Regions from separate parts of the Mus musculus genome. Here region 1 is linked to region 2. A link is a loop called in an ENCODE intact Hi-C map of the cell type or tissue named here. Cell type or tissue: heart. All regions are shown on one strand. Links, peaks and the distances in the headings refer to the core of each region. The heading gives the core; the rest is flanking DNA.

Evidence for each region. Hi-C counts contacts between places; a loop is a spot of excess contacts. Peaks named below come from ENCODE experiments on the same cell type or tissue, not always from the same donor. Only the 100,000 strongest peaks of a DNase experiment are listed, where the experiment ranks them.
Region 1: it touches region 2 in a loop (2.0-fold over the local background); 1 of 42 quality-filtered maps calls a loop at or near these places.

What each region holds. Positions count from the first base shown.
Region 1 is chr12:31,209,993-31,217,654 of GRCm38, forward strand. No RefSeq gene overlaps it. Among named protein-coding and RNA genes, the nearest start is that of 6030469F06Rik, 45 kb to the left of the region's middle. In heart, for the core only: no CTCF peak of the experiment used is centred there; no DNase peak of the experiment used is centred there.
Region 2 is chr12:31,257,209-31,265,586 of GRCm38, forward strand. Lamb1 (laminin B1) reads left to right here and starts at 8,085. Exons shown (of 33, transcript NM_008482.3): 1 at 8,085-8,378. The coding sequence starts at 8,357. It overlaps Gm32899 (a long non-coding RNA gene), which reads right to left and starts at 7,884. Exons shown (of 2, transcript XR_381427.4): 1 at 7,802-7,884; 2 at 1,428-1,648. Gm24613 (a small nucleolar RNA gene) reads right to left here and starts at 1,854; the gene lies at 1,725-1,854. In heart, for the core only: a CTCF peak has its summit at 6,483 (motif pointing left); DNase peaks (open chromatin) are centred at 4,863 and 8,043; H3K4me3 peaks cover 1,459 bases; H3K27ac peaks cover 3,430 bases.

The DNA.
Region 1 (7,662 bases), core at 1-5,000, 51 kb before region 2:
AAAGACCTCAGAGAGAACATGTCTACCATAGAGAAGATTTTGAAACAACCCATTTTCTTATTTGGTGAATTGGTGAACGTCAGAAAAATTTAAGAGTCTGTGAGGAGCCAGGCGTGGTGGCGCATGCCTTTAATCCCAGCACTTGGGAGGCAGAGGCAGGTGGATTTCTGAGTTTGAGGCCAGCCTGGTCTACAAAGTGAGTTCCAGGACAGCCAGGGCTATACAGAGAAACCCTGTCTCAAAACAAACAAACAAAAAAACGAGTCTGTGAGGTAAGATTTGTACTCTAGGAAAAGATAAGCCAGCTCCTGGTTGACCTCTGACTCCTACTGAACTTTTACAATCTTCGCCTTCAACTTAGAAATATACTTATGTTGGCTGTGAGAACTGAACATTGTTCAGCTGTTATCAGGTGTTCTTTTTTTTTTCTTTTTGGCCTGTGTATGTGGTATGGGTACAGTTTAAAGATATGTGTGCATGTTCATGTGAAAGACAGATATTGACACGAGTGTGCAGGCATGCAGGCATAGGTGTGCATGTGTGTGGAAGACAGAGGTTGATACAAGTGTATGGGCATGCAAGCATGTGCATGTGTGCACGTCATGCAGAAGGTAGAGACTGACTTCAGATGGCTTTGCTATTGCTCTCCACTTTAATTTTGAAGGCAAGGTTTCTTGCTGAACCCAGAGTTCGGCCATTTGAGAAGTCTAGCTAGCTGGCTTGTCCCGGGTATCTCCTGACTTTAGAAGTAGCCACACCCATTCAGCTTCTGGATTGACAGCTGCAGATCCAAATCCCACTCTTGACTGTAAGTGGCAAGCACTTTTTCTCCTGAGCCAGCACCATGGGCCCAAAAGTGGGCTTTTAATTGTGTTTGTTGTTTCTTCTTGCCCAGTTAAGATTAGATCTGATGGGTTTTTTTTCCAGATCATATTAAATTTTATAAAAGCACAGCCATTAAAAGGAGAATGGTAGGGACTGGCAGTATAGCAGTAGTACTGTGCTCCCAGGCATGCACAAGGCCATGTCTTAAGCCTCAGTACTCTAAAGATTAAATAAAAAATTAAAAATAGAAAGTTTCCTGAGAAGACCAAACCCAGCAGGGCTGAAAGCCATGACACTGATATTCACAGCCATTACACTCTGAAGACATGGAAACCTATGACACAGCAAACTAGACGTAGAATACTTTCGAATACAACTGGTATATTTTCAATGATACATTCAAGGAAAATTTGCGAAATCTTCCCGGATTCTTCCTTTATTTAGAAGCTACACATAATTTGTTGAGCTATACCAATGATGGCCGTTCCTTCAGAACACAATATCCTTTCTATCATCTAGAATCAAATTTATTTCTCATTCATCAGTTGTCTCTGCACAGGGGCTCTGTAAACAGGTCAGCCCACAGGTCAGATCCAACACAGCACACGTTCTTGTAGATGAAGGTCTAGTGAAGCACTACTGTCTTAGGGTTTCTATTCCTGCACAAAACATCATGACCAAGAAGCAAGTTGGGGAGGAAAGGGTTTATTCAGCTTACATTTCCACTGCTGTTCATCACCAAAGGAAGTCAGGACTGGAACTCAAGCAGGTCAGAAAGCAGAAGCTGATGCAGAGGCCATGGAGGGATGTTCTTTACTGGCTTGCCTCCCCTGGCTTGCTCAGCCTGCTCTCTTATAAAACCAAGACTACCAGCCCAGAGATGGTCCCACCCACAAGGGGCCTTTCCCCCTTGATCACTAATTGAGAAAATGCCTTACTGTTGGATCTCATGGAGGCATTTCCCAACTGAAGCTCCTTTCTCTGTGATAACTCCAGCTTGTGTCAAGTTGACACAAAACTAGCCAGTACAACTACCACTGTGGATGTTCTCTTTCTTTCTCTCTCTCTCTCTCTCTCTCTCTCTCTCTCTCTCTCTCTCTCTCTCTCTCTCTCTCTCTCAGAGCTGAGTTGTCAAGAGGTGACAGACACTAGGAACCCTGCGGCAAGCTTTGCCTTTGCCAACCTGCTCCAAGCAGAAACTAGGATGACTTGTGGATATTTTCTCCTTCATAGAGGCAGAGTCTACCAAGACTGCCCACCCCCAAATAGCTCCCCTTTTCAACAAAACAAAACAAAAACAGGTCCTAAATTTAAAAACTTAGCACAGTTGTAAACATAAGCCAAACATTATCAACAGGAAAACAGCCTAGAAATATATGGTACCTGCTTACAAGTTATACAAGCAAAAATAAACAGCCTACCTGTATAGCTCAGACCAATGTCATGGTAAACCCAGCAACAGGGCCTGGGGAGATCACATGGCTATATAAAGAAAATAGGTATATCGCTACATCCTCTATTATCCTGCAGAAGTGGGGCCCTGCATAACCAGATTGCCCTTCTTCTCGATAGAGGTCATTCATATTTTCATGAAAATAGCCCCCATTGACAAGTAGGAGGAGCTACCCGGCCTCACTTGTAAATCACAGTGTGGTTTACAAGGACAGCACACCTGAGAATGAGCTTTAGGCTGCTCTGTGGTTGTAGCTGTTAGGAAGATGTCAAAGTGGCACCAAGAAAACAGAGTGAGCTTCAGGAATATCGTGAACAAAAAGACGACAGACTAGAAGACAGCAAGAAAGGTACCGTGAGCCAGACAGAGGTGATAAGAAAATGGTAGCTGCCCAGACCCTCCAACCACAGGCCAAGATGCCTGTCAGACAGCATGCAGAAGGCCTGGAGTAGCTTGACGGCCACCCAAACATCTCCCATTCACAGCTTTCCCTTGTCTCCCTAGAGAACAGCCTTTTGTCTTCTTCATCACCATCCACCAAGGCCTCAGCAGGGCACACAGAACTTTCTCCCCACCCACATTATTATTTTCCAGGCCAGCTGTAGCTAGGAACTGTTTGCTAGATGAGTTGACAAAGGCAATCAGGAGGGCAGGGATGTGAGATCACTCTGAGCTTAAATGTAGATAGAGGTCAAGGCACCATGGTTCAAATCCACCCATTGCCTGTGTGGCTTCAAACGAACGACTTCCCCAGCTTTAGTTTCTTCATCAGGAAGAAGACAGTCTCTGATTCACAGGATTCTTGCTCAAGACAAACCACTTAGGGTGGTTCCTAGCACACAGAAAGTGCTCAGGAGTGTAAGTGGCCACAACAATAGCTGTAGTTGTTTTTATTGTTAGTATTGTTAGCCTGAAGAAGTGCAGACTTGAAAGTTGGAGGGTGAAGAAAAAAGTCTGTGGAAGAGAAGAAAAATCCAGGATTCATTGTTTAATGTTCAGATTGCCCCAGGTGCACCCACCAAGGTGCCCCCATGTAGTGTTCCCATCAGAAGGAGAGTGTCCATTATCCACTTGTGCTGAAGATACATGCTGAACCCCAGTCTCAGAAGAAGGGGGTGGGGAGTGTCCACTCACCAGTTAGGAGACTTCCTTGCTACACATGGAAATCAAAAGATGGCCCAGCAGTAGCACTAAGAACACCGAAGGGAAACTGCTGTTGTTACCAGGGCTTCCCCCAAGACAGTAAAACCCACGGGCCAGTAAAGGGAGCAGAGATAAACTACGCTGGAGATGATTTCAGAGAACAGCACTTGCTTTATTGCACATGAACAAGTACTTACACACTGGAAGCCTATTGACCGTGATTGCTTAGCACATTATCTCGGATTGAATAGTGGGCCAGGAAGAGGTAGGTTAATGAAAACATGGAGAGCGAAGACTGCAGGCCAGCGTTCTGACTTCTGGGGCACAGTGTACCATGCTTCTTATTTAAAAGTGCGGTGTGCCAAGTAGGCTGGCAGCCAAGTCATGCCTGCATTTCCTCCTACAGCAGATGCCTTCTGGATGAAGAACTGCGTTTACCCGAGGCTGAGTCCAGTATTTTGTCTGAGCAGGCATTGAAAACCAAATAGAGAAATCTTTTAGATTGGTTTAAATGAACCATGTCTAAATACAGACTGTAGATGCATGTGTTTATTCTGCTAGGATATATATTCTTGCCATAGCTTAAATACGTGATGAAATACTCCAGGCAGCCAAAGGAAGAGAAAAGAGATGGGCCATTAACAGAATCATGAACACCAATGAAGAGTTATGTGGAGAGGGCCCCTCCTATTTGAGGACACCTAATAATGAGGATCATTCTGTGGCATTTGTTTTTATTGATCATCAAACTTAATGGCATTTACTCTCATTTCTCCCACTGGAAAACAAATCAAGCTGCTAAGCATGAGCAACTGAAAACGGCGCCTGAATTCCGATCTCTGAAAGAAAGTTGGCAAGAATGAGGAATGAAACAAACTTCTGGCTTGAAAACCTTCAGGAGAAAACTGATGTGCAATCCAGCTTTTTTGTTTGTTTGTTTGTTTTGTTTTATTTTGGGACAGGGTTTCTCTGTGTGGCCCTGGCTGTCCTGGAACTCACTCTGTAGACCAGGCTGGCCTCGAACTCAGAAATCCACCTGCCTCTGCCTCCCAAGTGCTGGTATTAAAGGCGTGTGCCACCACTACCCGGCGCAACCCAGCATCTTTAATGCAAGCATCAGGGGTAAGAGGAAAATGCTTTCGGCTCTTTATGAATAGGGGTGTCGTCCTGGTTCCGCTCCTGTTAGTAAGACTTTATGGGTGCAGCTTCTGACATCGCTAAGAGAAAATGTCTTACAGTGAACTCCTTCCTCCTCTGACGTCTACAACTTCCTGTCCCGTCTTCCAAAATGATCCTTGAGTTTTAAGTGCAGGAGTTCTGTTTAGATTACTGGCTGAGACTGGGATCCACAACTCTGCATTTTGTTCAGTTGTGGTTTTCTGCAATGGTCTCTATCTGTTGCAAAGAAAAATTTCCCTGATGACGAGTGAGGGCTATACTCGTAACTGAAGATCTGGAGCTAAGAGCCTCGTATGAATGAGAACACGTGACGTTTGCCTTTCAGGGTCTGAGTGACCTCACTAATGTGATCTTTTCCTGCTGCATCCATCCATCTGCATGGTTAATGACTTCATTTTTCTTGACAGCTGAACAGCATTCCATACTGTATGTTACCACTTTTTCGTTGTCCACTCATCGACGGAAGAATAATTAAGTTGTTTCCATTTCTCGGGCTCTTGCGACCAGAGCAGCAGTGAGCATGGCTGAGTGAAGGCCATGGAGTAGGTTGTTCAGACGTCAGAGGCTGGAGTAATGGATCCTATGGGAGCTTTCTTTTTGGAATTTGGAGGATTCTCCACACTGATTTGCAGAAAGGCTAGAGCAGTTTGCAGTTTCACCAGCAGTGGGTGAGAGCCCCCTCCAGCATGTGGTGTCACATGTGTTCCTGATCTCTGCCAGTCTGACTGTGGTAAAATAAAGTCTTAAAGTTACTTTGATTTTCATTTCCTTAATTACTAGGGAAAATGAACATTTTTTTTTAAATATTTCTTACACAGTTTTTTTTCTTCTTTTAACAATTCTCTGCTCAGGTCCCAACCCTCCCACTTTTTGAATGGGTCATTGGTGGTTTTGACTCTGATTTTTGAGTTCCTTATATCTCTTGAATATTAGTTTTTTGTTAGAGATGTAGCTGAGAGATTCTCTCACACCGTATGGCTTCCTCTCCATTTGGTTGCTTCTTTGGCTATGCAGAAGCTTTTTAGATTTATGAAGTTCTAGTTACCAATTCTTGAACTTTAATTCTTCAAATGGAGTACTATTTTAAAAGTTCTTTCCTAGCCGGGCGTGGTGGCCCACGCCTTTAATCCCAGCACTTGGGAGGCAGAGGCAGGTGGATTTCTGAGTTCGAGGCCAGCCTGGTCTACAGAGTGAGTTCCAGGACAGCCAGGGCTATACAGAGAAACCCTGTCTCAAAAAAACAAAAACAAAAACAAACAGACAAAAAGTTCTTTCCTATATCTATGTCTGCCACATTTCACATCCTGGTCTCTATAGGCTTGTTCAAACACATGAGTCTATGGGATACCTAGCCATAGCATAATGCAAAATACATTTAATCCAACTTCTTACATCCCCATAGTCTATCACAGTCTCATCAGTGTTTAAAACTCAAAAGTTCAAAGTCTCTTCTGAGACTCACACAATCTTTTAACTGTAATCTCTATAAAATCAAAAACCAGATCACATACTTCCAATATATATAGTACCATTCCAAAACACCATAATAAAGAAATACTGGACCAAAGCAAAACCAAAAACCACCTGGACAAACTCCAAACTCTGTATCTACATGTCTGACGTCCAGCTTTGATTACTGCAACACACATCTTGGACTGATTCCACTCCCTGTTAGCAGTTTTCCTCCACAGGTATCCAAGGCTCTGGCATCTCTAACATCTTTGGGTCTCAAAGGCAACATCAACTTCACAGATTCTTGTTCCAGTGTCTGGACTTGCGTCACTTGGAGCTCTGCCCTCTGTAGCCCTCTAAGCTCTGGTTGACTCCACTCCACTCCACTCTACTCCACTCCACTGTTGCTGCTGTTCCTAGAGTTATTCTGTGCTACTGGCATCTCCAATTTGATGAAGTCTTCTACTACAACTAGGCCTCTCATAGGATCCCTTCATGGAGCCAAGCCTCAACTTCTTTGCATGACCCTTTCAGTCCTGGGCCTTCAATTGCAACTCAGGCTGCACCTTCACTAATGACCTTCCTTGGCCTCTCACAATGTCAAGTCTCATCTCAGCTGCTCTCTATGACCCCTTCATGCCTTCAAAACCAGTACCACCTGAGTGATTTATTTTGGGGTGGGGGGGGGAGGGAGGTTCAAGACAGGATTTCTCTGTTTAACCCTGGCTGTCCTGGAACTCACTCTATAGACCAGGCTGGCCTTGAACTCAGAACTCCACCTGCCTCGGCCTCCCAAGTGCTGGGATTAAAGGTGTGTGCCATCACTGCTCAGCCTCACCTGGGTGATTATTACACCTTACCAAGTTCAGCTGCAGCACAAGATACAATCTTGGCTATCTCGAAACATAGCTTCTTTCTGCTCTCAGAAAACACTTCCCAGAAGACTTCACCTCAGTGATGCTGGTCTGTTCTTAATTGCTGCTAATTTCTTAGCTCCAGTTAACTAGCATCAATTATCCCAATAGTCCCTACTATTCCTGACTTTAAAGCCAGAGCCACGGGCTGGTGAGATGGCTCAGTGGGTAAGAGCAACCGACTGCTCTTCCGAAGGTCAGGAGTTCAAATCCCAGCAACCACATGGTGGCTCACAACCATCCGTAACGAGATCTGACTCCCTCTTCTGGAGTGTCTGAAGACAGCTACAGTGTACTTACATATAATAATAAATAAATATTTAAAAAAAAAAAAAAAAAGCCAGAGCCACATGGCTGAAGCCGCTGAGCTCGGCTGCTTGCTGGAATTGGAATATGCCCCCCTTGTTCTATTACGTGATCACCAGCTTTCGGTTTTCTAACTCCTTCACTGCCTAAGCTTAGCTGTCCTGGAATTTGCTCTGTAGATTGACCTTGAACTCATAAATCTGCATGGCTCTGTCTCCTGAATGCTGGGATTAAAGGCGTGGACTGCCTTGCCCAGACTTAAGCTTTTCATTATAGCTCTTAAACAAGTTGAAAACTGAGAATAGCCACCACAATCCATCACTTATCAATTTGACACACAATTTTATCTTGTTAGATCCAAGTGAAAATAATAACCAGGTCATGATAACA
Region 2 (8,378 bases), core at 3,379-8,378:
GGTGAGTTTCTTTTGAATAAAAGCAAAGATAGAACCTAGGGACCTTGAAGGCAGGGTTGATAGTTGTATTCACGTCTTAAGTGCTCAGCTGGCTACATTTATGTTAATCCTGCTATGAATCTATTTTAAAGTTGTTCTTAAAAGAGCTTCCTCCAGCTATCCAGCCCCACCTTAGACATCAGACCCTGTGACTTATCTCTAAAGAGCCAGCTCAGCAACCAGGTGCCCAAATCCACAACCAAAGAGGAAACAGAGAACCGAAGAAACTCGCCCCCCATTAATAGGGTTTCTATGGTGTTCTTGGTAAACATAAGATTAGAACTTTCAGCTGGGGTTGGGGGTGATAGAATCTACTGTTAGGTAGAAGATGTGAAGGTGGGCTGGAGAGATGGCTCAGCTTGTGGTGCAATCAGGAAAACAGGAGTTCAGACCTCAGGATCCACATTTCCAATTTCCAGCCAACTCCAGCCCATCCCTGTAACCTCAGCCCTGTGGAGAGCTAAGGCAGGGGAATTGCTAGGGCCTGATAATTTCCGGCCTAGCAAGAAAAATGTTAGCTCTGAGCTGGGGGGGGGGGGGAGGGAGGAAGAGAGAGAGAGAGAGAGAGAGAGAGAGAGAGAGAGAGAGAGAGAGAGAGAGAGAGAGAGAGACTTTGCCTCAAATTAGCAGGCAGAGAGTGCTGGAGGGGGTAGCAGCTTCTTCTACTCTCTACAATGTAGAATCTACATGGACACACAGGGTCCAGTACTAGCACACATACTGCACACTCACACAGATGCATCAATCAATCAATCAATCCTTCTTTTTCTTTTTTTTTAATTAATTTATTTTTTTGCATTTCATATGTTATCCCCCCACCCCATCCACCCTCCGACTTTTCCACATCCCATACCTCCTCCCCACTCCTCTGTCTCCACGTGGATGTCCCCACTCCCCACTCTACCTGACCTCTAAACTCCCAGGGGTCTGCAGTCCCTTGAGGGTTAGGTGCATCATCTCTGAATGAACAGGAAATCCTCTACTGTGTGTGTGTTGGGGGCCTCATATCAGCTGATGTTTGCTGCCTGTTTGGTGGTCTAGTGTTTGAGAGATCTTGGGGGTTCCAGATTAATTAAGACTTTTGGCCCTCCTACAGGATTGCCCTCTCCTCAACTTCTTTCAGCCTTCCCTAATTCAACAACAGGGTCAGCTGCTTCTGTCCATTGGTTGGGTGCAAATATCTTCATCTGACTCAGCTGCTTGTTGGATATTTCAGAGGGCAGTCATGATAGGTCCCTTTTTGTGAGTGCTTCATAGCCTCAGTAATAGTGTTAGGCCTTGGGACCTCCCCTTGAGCTGGATCCCACTTTGGGACTATCACTGGACTTTCTTTTTATTTATTTATTTATTTATTTATTTTTTTTATCAGATAGTCTTTTATTGAAATATTTTCTTGTTGCTTCTTAACTAGCTGGGCACTCCACTGCACCACTGTTGATGTCATCTATGATGTCATGAGGGTGGCGGCCATCCACATTGCAGCCCACAGACTGTGCAGTACCCAGGATCTCCTTGATAGTTTCAGAAAGTTCTCTAGCCAAAGACCGGTGTCTCATCTGCCGGGCAATGTTGGCAATCTCATCAAAAGTAATGTTCCCACTGTGTTTAACTGCAGAAAGAAAGCACAGGGCCTTTTACAGCTTCCCCTGTCTTCTGAGATCATGGTTCCATTTTACCTATCGCTAGGTTGTTCCCATGCTTTCGGCACAGAGCCATCCACATGTAGGACAGCCCTGTTTCCTAAAAGCTGGGGCTTACTGTCAGCTCACCACTGGATTGCACCAGCCAACAATACTGGTCAGGTGCAGTGGCGGGTGGCTGGTTATTTATTTTTTTAAGACTTATTTATTTTACATTTGTGAGTACACTGTCACTATCTTCAGACACACACCAGAAGAGGGCATCAGAACCCATTACAGATGGTTGTGGGCCACCGTGTGGTTGCTGGGAATTGAACTCAGAACCTCCGGAAGAGCTAGCTATCAGTGGTCTTAACCACTGAGCCATCTCTCCAGCCCCCATTCAATCTTTTTTTTTGAAAAACAAAAATAAAAGAAAATTACTCTGGACTGGGTCTTGCCATCTTCTTGTAAGTGAAACGCAATGGGTATGTAGACTTACCAAAGCCCTCAAAGCTTAGATGGAATCTGCAGCTACTTCAGTGGCTGGTTTAAAGAAAGCAAGCTGCCGAAATCTTAAGCTAAGACCAAATTTATTTGTCACTCCCCCGTTATACATCCAAACATATTACTCAGCCTAGGGAATACATCTGGCTTAGGTACAGCGAAATCATGACACTTCAAGGTGGTCCTAAAGCTACACCTGCTTCCTTCTGTGTTAACCCAAGCTCAAGCAGCCTCCTCCATTGCAGGCTGACAGCCACAAAACTCTAAGTTACAGGGACTAAGAGGCAGTTTCTTCCCAGGAATTCACACACACACACACACACACAATCTCAGTCACTGCAAAAATGTGAGCATCACAGCCATCTCTGAGCCACTCACGGGAAGGAGGGAGGTGGTAATGGCTGACCACCATTGCCACCATTGGAACATTTAGGTTGGAATGGAGAGTACTAGTCCCTCATGGCAATCCAAGGGAAGTTACTAGAGGAATCGACTTAATACAAACACAAGCACAAACAACAGCTTCTACTATAAAGTCTATCGCACTGTGTACCATGACCCCCTGGTGTAGTTTCCCTATGACAGAGGGTAACAGTAATGTGCCTGTGTGTCTTTAAGCAGTGAAAACAAAAGGCTATTCAATTTTATTTATTCATCTGACAAATGATATTCAATATCTATAATACACTAGAACCCTTTCCCTAATGGGAAAGCAAAGTTGGACAAAGTACAGACATAGTCTTCAAAGAGTTATGGGGGACACGACCATTTAGTACAGAACTGTGGAGTGCTGATCTACATAGTATACAGGGGGCAGAGTGCTTACTTTTCTGTTCCTGTGATGAAATACCATGACCAAGGAAAAAGGAGTTTATTTTGGCTTAGGGTTCCAGAGGGATAAGAGTTTGTCACGGTGGGGACCTCGGCAACGAGCAGCAGGCATGGCCGTAGGATCAGGAAGCTGAGAAATCACATCTTCAAACCCAATCAGGAAGTAGAGAGGGGGAACTGGAAGTGGGATAATGTGCTTATAGCCACCTGTCACCTCATGTCTTTCTACCTGTCCACTTTGTTCCTAGAAATAATGATTCTGAGACTTCTCACACATGAATAAACGCTTAGACAAAAGCTTTGGCTCTATTCCCTGACTAGATCATATCTCAATGATCTATTTTATTCTCTTCTCAGCATGCCACGTGGCTGGTCATCTTCTTCTCAGTTTCACGTGTTTGTCTCCTCCTCAGAGTTTGGGGCAAATCTCCTTCACATCTGATTCTATTCCCAGAAACCCTCTCTGTACCACAACTTCCATTTTCATCTTTGTATTTTCTGTCTAAGCTGATAGGCCAACAGCATTTTATTGACAGGTGATGCTTCCATACAGTACAAGAGATTCTCTCTTCAGGGTGAGGCTATGGGATCGCAAGAGATATATTTGCTCCTGCAAGACCATACTTTCAAAACTTCTCCCGACAGGATCAACTGGGGACCCAGGGTTCAAATGCTTAAGTCTATGGAAGCCATTCTTATTCAAAACACTTTAAGGGGTATGCACAAAGGTACTCTGAGACACCCAACTCTTGCCTTCCAAAGCAGCAACACATTCAGGAACTGAGGAAGTTGTAGGAGCACAATACACAAGAACTGGTTTGTATGTGAAATCTGGTATTCCTGCAATGAACTAAGTCAGGTAGTGTTGGTTTTGTTTTTTCCCTTAATCAGCTAAAGTGGTATTATTCATATTATTTTCTTGTAAAAGCAGACATATAAGACTTAAGAGCCGAGCGGTGGTGGCGCACACCTTTAATCCCAGCACTCGGGAGGCAGAGGCAGGCGGATTTCTGAGTCGGAGGCCAGCCTGGTCTACAAAGTGAGTTCCAGGACAGCCAGGGCTACACAGTGTGTGTGTGTGTGTAAGGAGGGGGGTTCAATTCTGAATCTCCAGAAATACACTTCAATCTAATTTTCAAAGTAGCCAAAATCCAAATACTTTTCTAAAGAACAAGCTTATGTAAATAGTCAGGTTCTCCGATCTAAAGATCAAAGCCTTGAATGCAAAGTCCTCGCTGCCTCACTGTTCATCAGAATGTAAGATGATGCACACTTGGCATTTAAATCCTGGGAAATGAGATGACCTGGAAAGTGGTTCTGGGTGGAAGTGTTTCAAGTGGGAATAATACGTGCCTCCAGGAGATACCTGCCCCATATTTTCTCAGACATAATAGGCAATAATCTGCAATCCCACCTGCCCATTCCAAATCGGAGAGTTCTCCAGGGTGGGTATGAATGAAAGTGTAGCTGGCCAGAGTGAAGCCCTGAGCAGGCTGATTACCAAGATAGCCACTCCTCCCAAACTTGCAACATTTTCAGGAAAAAAAAAATGAAGTTGTATATACTTTATTAAGCTGCAAGAATTTGTTCATGTGTAAAATTCGAAAGTATTCCTAAAATGAACTCAATAGGGCAGGGACGTCCTCCTACTAGAAACAAATTCATAGTAGGTAACTAGACATATATGAATTAAGGATGTTTTTACAACAGAGACTAGTCTTAACTTTGATTCAAACCCTGCTTACTGAGCACCTCTCTGGTGGACCTGGTGGTGTGCTGGCCAGTGTCTGGGTGGGTGGGGGAAAATGTGGTGCTTGTCCTTGCTTCATTGTCTCCTGGGAGAGATAAGCGCATAAGCACATAGTTGGAGCATTGGGTCACAAACACTGCATCTGGCTTAATGCTGGAAGAGGGAAAGGCTGTGCAAAAAGCCAAGTGGACGTGCAACTCCGTCACCATAGAGGGCACATGAGTAGTCATGAGGACACACACTATAGCTTTTAAACAAGAGAATGATATGATGAAGGCTATGATTCTGAAGACTCCTGAGAGTCCTGGGGAGGAGCTAACTGGAGAGGACAGGATCTGGAAATAAGAATGCCAGGGCTGGGGGTGGGGGGCTGGGGAGGCAGCTAGATGCTAGGAAATCAGAGCAGGACCTCATGGTCAGGTCAAAGGAGTTGCTGAAGGAGATGTATCCATGATTTGCGAGCTGGGCTGGCTTCATTGACATGTTATTTATACCCTCTGCTGTCACTGTCATTATTAACAATAACGGAGTTCCAAGTTTGTTTCCCTGCTAATCACACCAGGACACATGAAAGTCCCCGGCTTTCTAGGTAAGGGGTGAACCACGGCACCAATACTCCAAATGACAGTTAACTCATCTTGTTGTCTGAGGGTGGGTGGAAGGATGAGCTCGGTTGTGCATCAATTTTACGTGCCTGTTCATAAGCAAAGTGGAGCCACTTGGTGGCCTGTTAGAAAGTTCTGAGTCAGATAAAGGATACAGATGTGGACAGAGAGGAGGACAAGGGCAGTTGGTGGAGCCCCTGGATGTGGATGACCGTGTGTGAATGGAGGCAAATAGAGAAGATATGACCTTGGGGAACACTGGTGTTTACCGGATCAGAGATGGCAAAGAGAAATAGAAAAGGTCAAATCCTGGGAGAAGCATCCGAATTGTGTCCTGGGCGCCCGGACGGAGGAGTCTCAAAGAGGGAGGGTGTGGTCATTTGAAGCATATGTCCCTACAGGGACAAAGAGGACCATGGCGTGGGTGTGTGAGTGTGTGTGTGTGTGTGTGTGTGTGTACACTGCACTGCACTGCACTGCATTCAGCTGAACAAGCTAAGAGCCATGGTAGAGATGGAAGCAGGCAGGATTGTGGTGGGGCAGAGGTGGAGCTGTGAGGAAGCAGAAACCCTAAGGACAAGAGCCTGGGCTACAGAGAGGAAGGAATGGAAGACAGGGGCTGCACGGTGCTCCAGGGCTCCTTTCACGGCTAGTTAAGATGAAAGAGATCCAGCAGCTTTTTATATGAGCATGTTGCTCTTAGCAGAGAAGAGGAGGCAAGTCTGAGGTGGGCTCAGTGAGCTCCAGATTCAACGAGACACTGTCTCAATAAATAAGGAGGATAACGGAGAAAGATACCAGATGTCAACCGATGGCCCCCACGCACATGCGTCACACGCAAGCGCAAAAACCCTTATTTAGTTTTTGTTTTTAGTAGTGTTGGTTCCTGTGAGCGAGGTGGTCAGGAAAGCAGCCAGTCTCTTGAGAGTGTTGAAGGTGGCTGACCCTTTATAAAGAGAGAGTTCACTGACCAGGGGCAGGGGGCCAGCAGGACTTGTCTGCTACTGTAGCAAAAGCCAGTCTCAGAAAAGAGGAGTTGTGGGCTGGAGAGATGGCATTGTGGTTAAGAGCACTGACTGCCCTTCCAGAGGTCATGAGTTCAATTCCCAACAACCACATGGTGGCTCACAACCATCTGTAATGGGATCCAATGCCCTCTTCTGGTGTGCCTGAAGATAGCAACAATGCACTCATATACATAAAATAAATAAATCTTTAAAAAAAAAAAACCACCAAAGTGTTAAAGAAAGGAAGGAAGGAAGGAAGGAAGAAAAGAGGAGTTGAATGTCACCTGCAACTTGGGTAGATGTAAACCAATATAAAACTTTAGTTCATGGCCCTAAAGGTTGAGCAAGGAGCATAGGTTGGCATTATATTATTAGACACCCATTGCAGAATGAAACCCTTTCGACTGTAGGGTACTCTCAATCCCTGCAGGCTGTGCAGCCAGCCGTTGGGAATCCCAAGCATCTGCGGGGCCAAATACTGGAGAAACTGCATCGGGGCAAGGGCTGATTTGGAGAATAATTAACACAGGTTTCTAAACTCCAAGAACAGCGAACTCTATGGTCTAATGATTATAAACTTCCCTAGGCCCAATTTCGTTTCAGCTGAGTTAAAAACTGACCAATCAGCCGCTTAATCCCTTCTCCTTGTGATGGCTGGAAAGCAATCACACCTGACTAGTCTAACAGCTGACTTAAGCTCCCTCATTCCAGGGTCAGACTAAGGAACACTTAAGGCAGACAAGTTGGGCTCTTACAAAGGTTTGGGGTCTGTGGTCCCCAAGCTCTTTTTCCTTTCTAAGGTTTCCCCAGTGACAGAGACCTTCTGTTTACCCCCACTTAACCTTGAAGCGCTATGAGAGGCTTCCTTAGAGCACCCCCCCATTTCCCCTCCCTGCGTGCTTAAGGTGGTTGCAGGATTCTGTTTGTAGTGTGGAGAAGGGTGTCTCATCAAAAATCTCCAACTTCCTGGCTGTGTCAACCCTTCCACCGTGAAGTGGGAAAAGGAATTCAAGAAATTACCCGGGATCAGGTAACACAGGTTATTTTGTGTATATTTTAACAGAAGAGAATTCAGAGCTATAACCCCCTGGGTACCAGAGATTATAGGTACGTCCCGAATAAATTCGTGCGCAAAGAATGTGCAGCCACTGGTGTCCTTCCTATGAAATAGGAAGACACCACACATGTAGCACCCACCCACGCAAAGCTCTAGCTCTTTGATCCTGAGTCGTGGTGTAAGGATGCTTATAGGAGCTCAAGTTCCTAAGAGCCAGACAGGTTGACCCTTTTTCTAAGGGCTTAACCTAGCTCACCTCCCTCTAGCGCTAGTTGCCAGAGTTCCTAGCCTTGGGCACATTTCGTGACTCACTTCTTATAAACGTAAATGTATAAGTCCGCGGTAGGTCCTACCGGCCCCCTTTGCCGGCCGATCTACACACCTACCTCCGGGACCAGCCCCGACGCATCCCTCCCCAGCTTGCTCCACTTGGGAAGCGCGCCCAGAAACGGACCCGCCAGCCCACGCTGGGAACTCAAGTACCAATGCCCTACAGCTTCAGCAGACGCTGCCTTAAAACAAAAGAGGCGCCTGGGGAGGTGGGACCTGGACCTCAACCCCCACCCCTAGCCAACTTGCTGTCCTCCGCCCCCTCCGCCCCCGCTCTCCATGTGCGCATGAGCAGAGACGCCTCCCTCGGTTCCTCCCTAGGCGAAACTTTCTAATTCCCTTCTTTGGGCCGGTGGGCTGCCAGGAGCGGGTTGAGCGCTCGCCCAGCCGGGTGAGGAGAACAAAGTAGTTAAGCGACTTGACCCCCTTCCTGGGCCCAGCCCCCGCTTCCGTGGGAGCGGCAGGAAATGGAAGGGCCCCTCTCCTCTCTCCCAACATTTGCCTTTTCTCCCCGCTACCTCTCCAGAAAGGAAGACCCGAAGAAAAGACAGGCAGCTTGCCTGCTGCGTCCTCCTTCCCGTGCCGCGTCCCCTCGTCTGCGAGGACTGGACATGGGGCTGCTCCAGGTGTTCG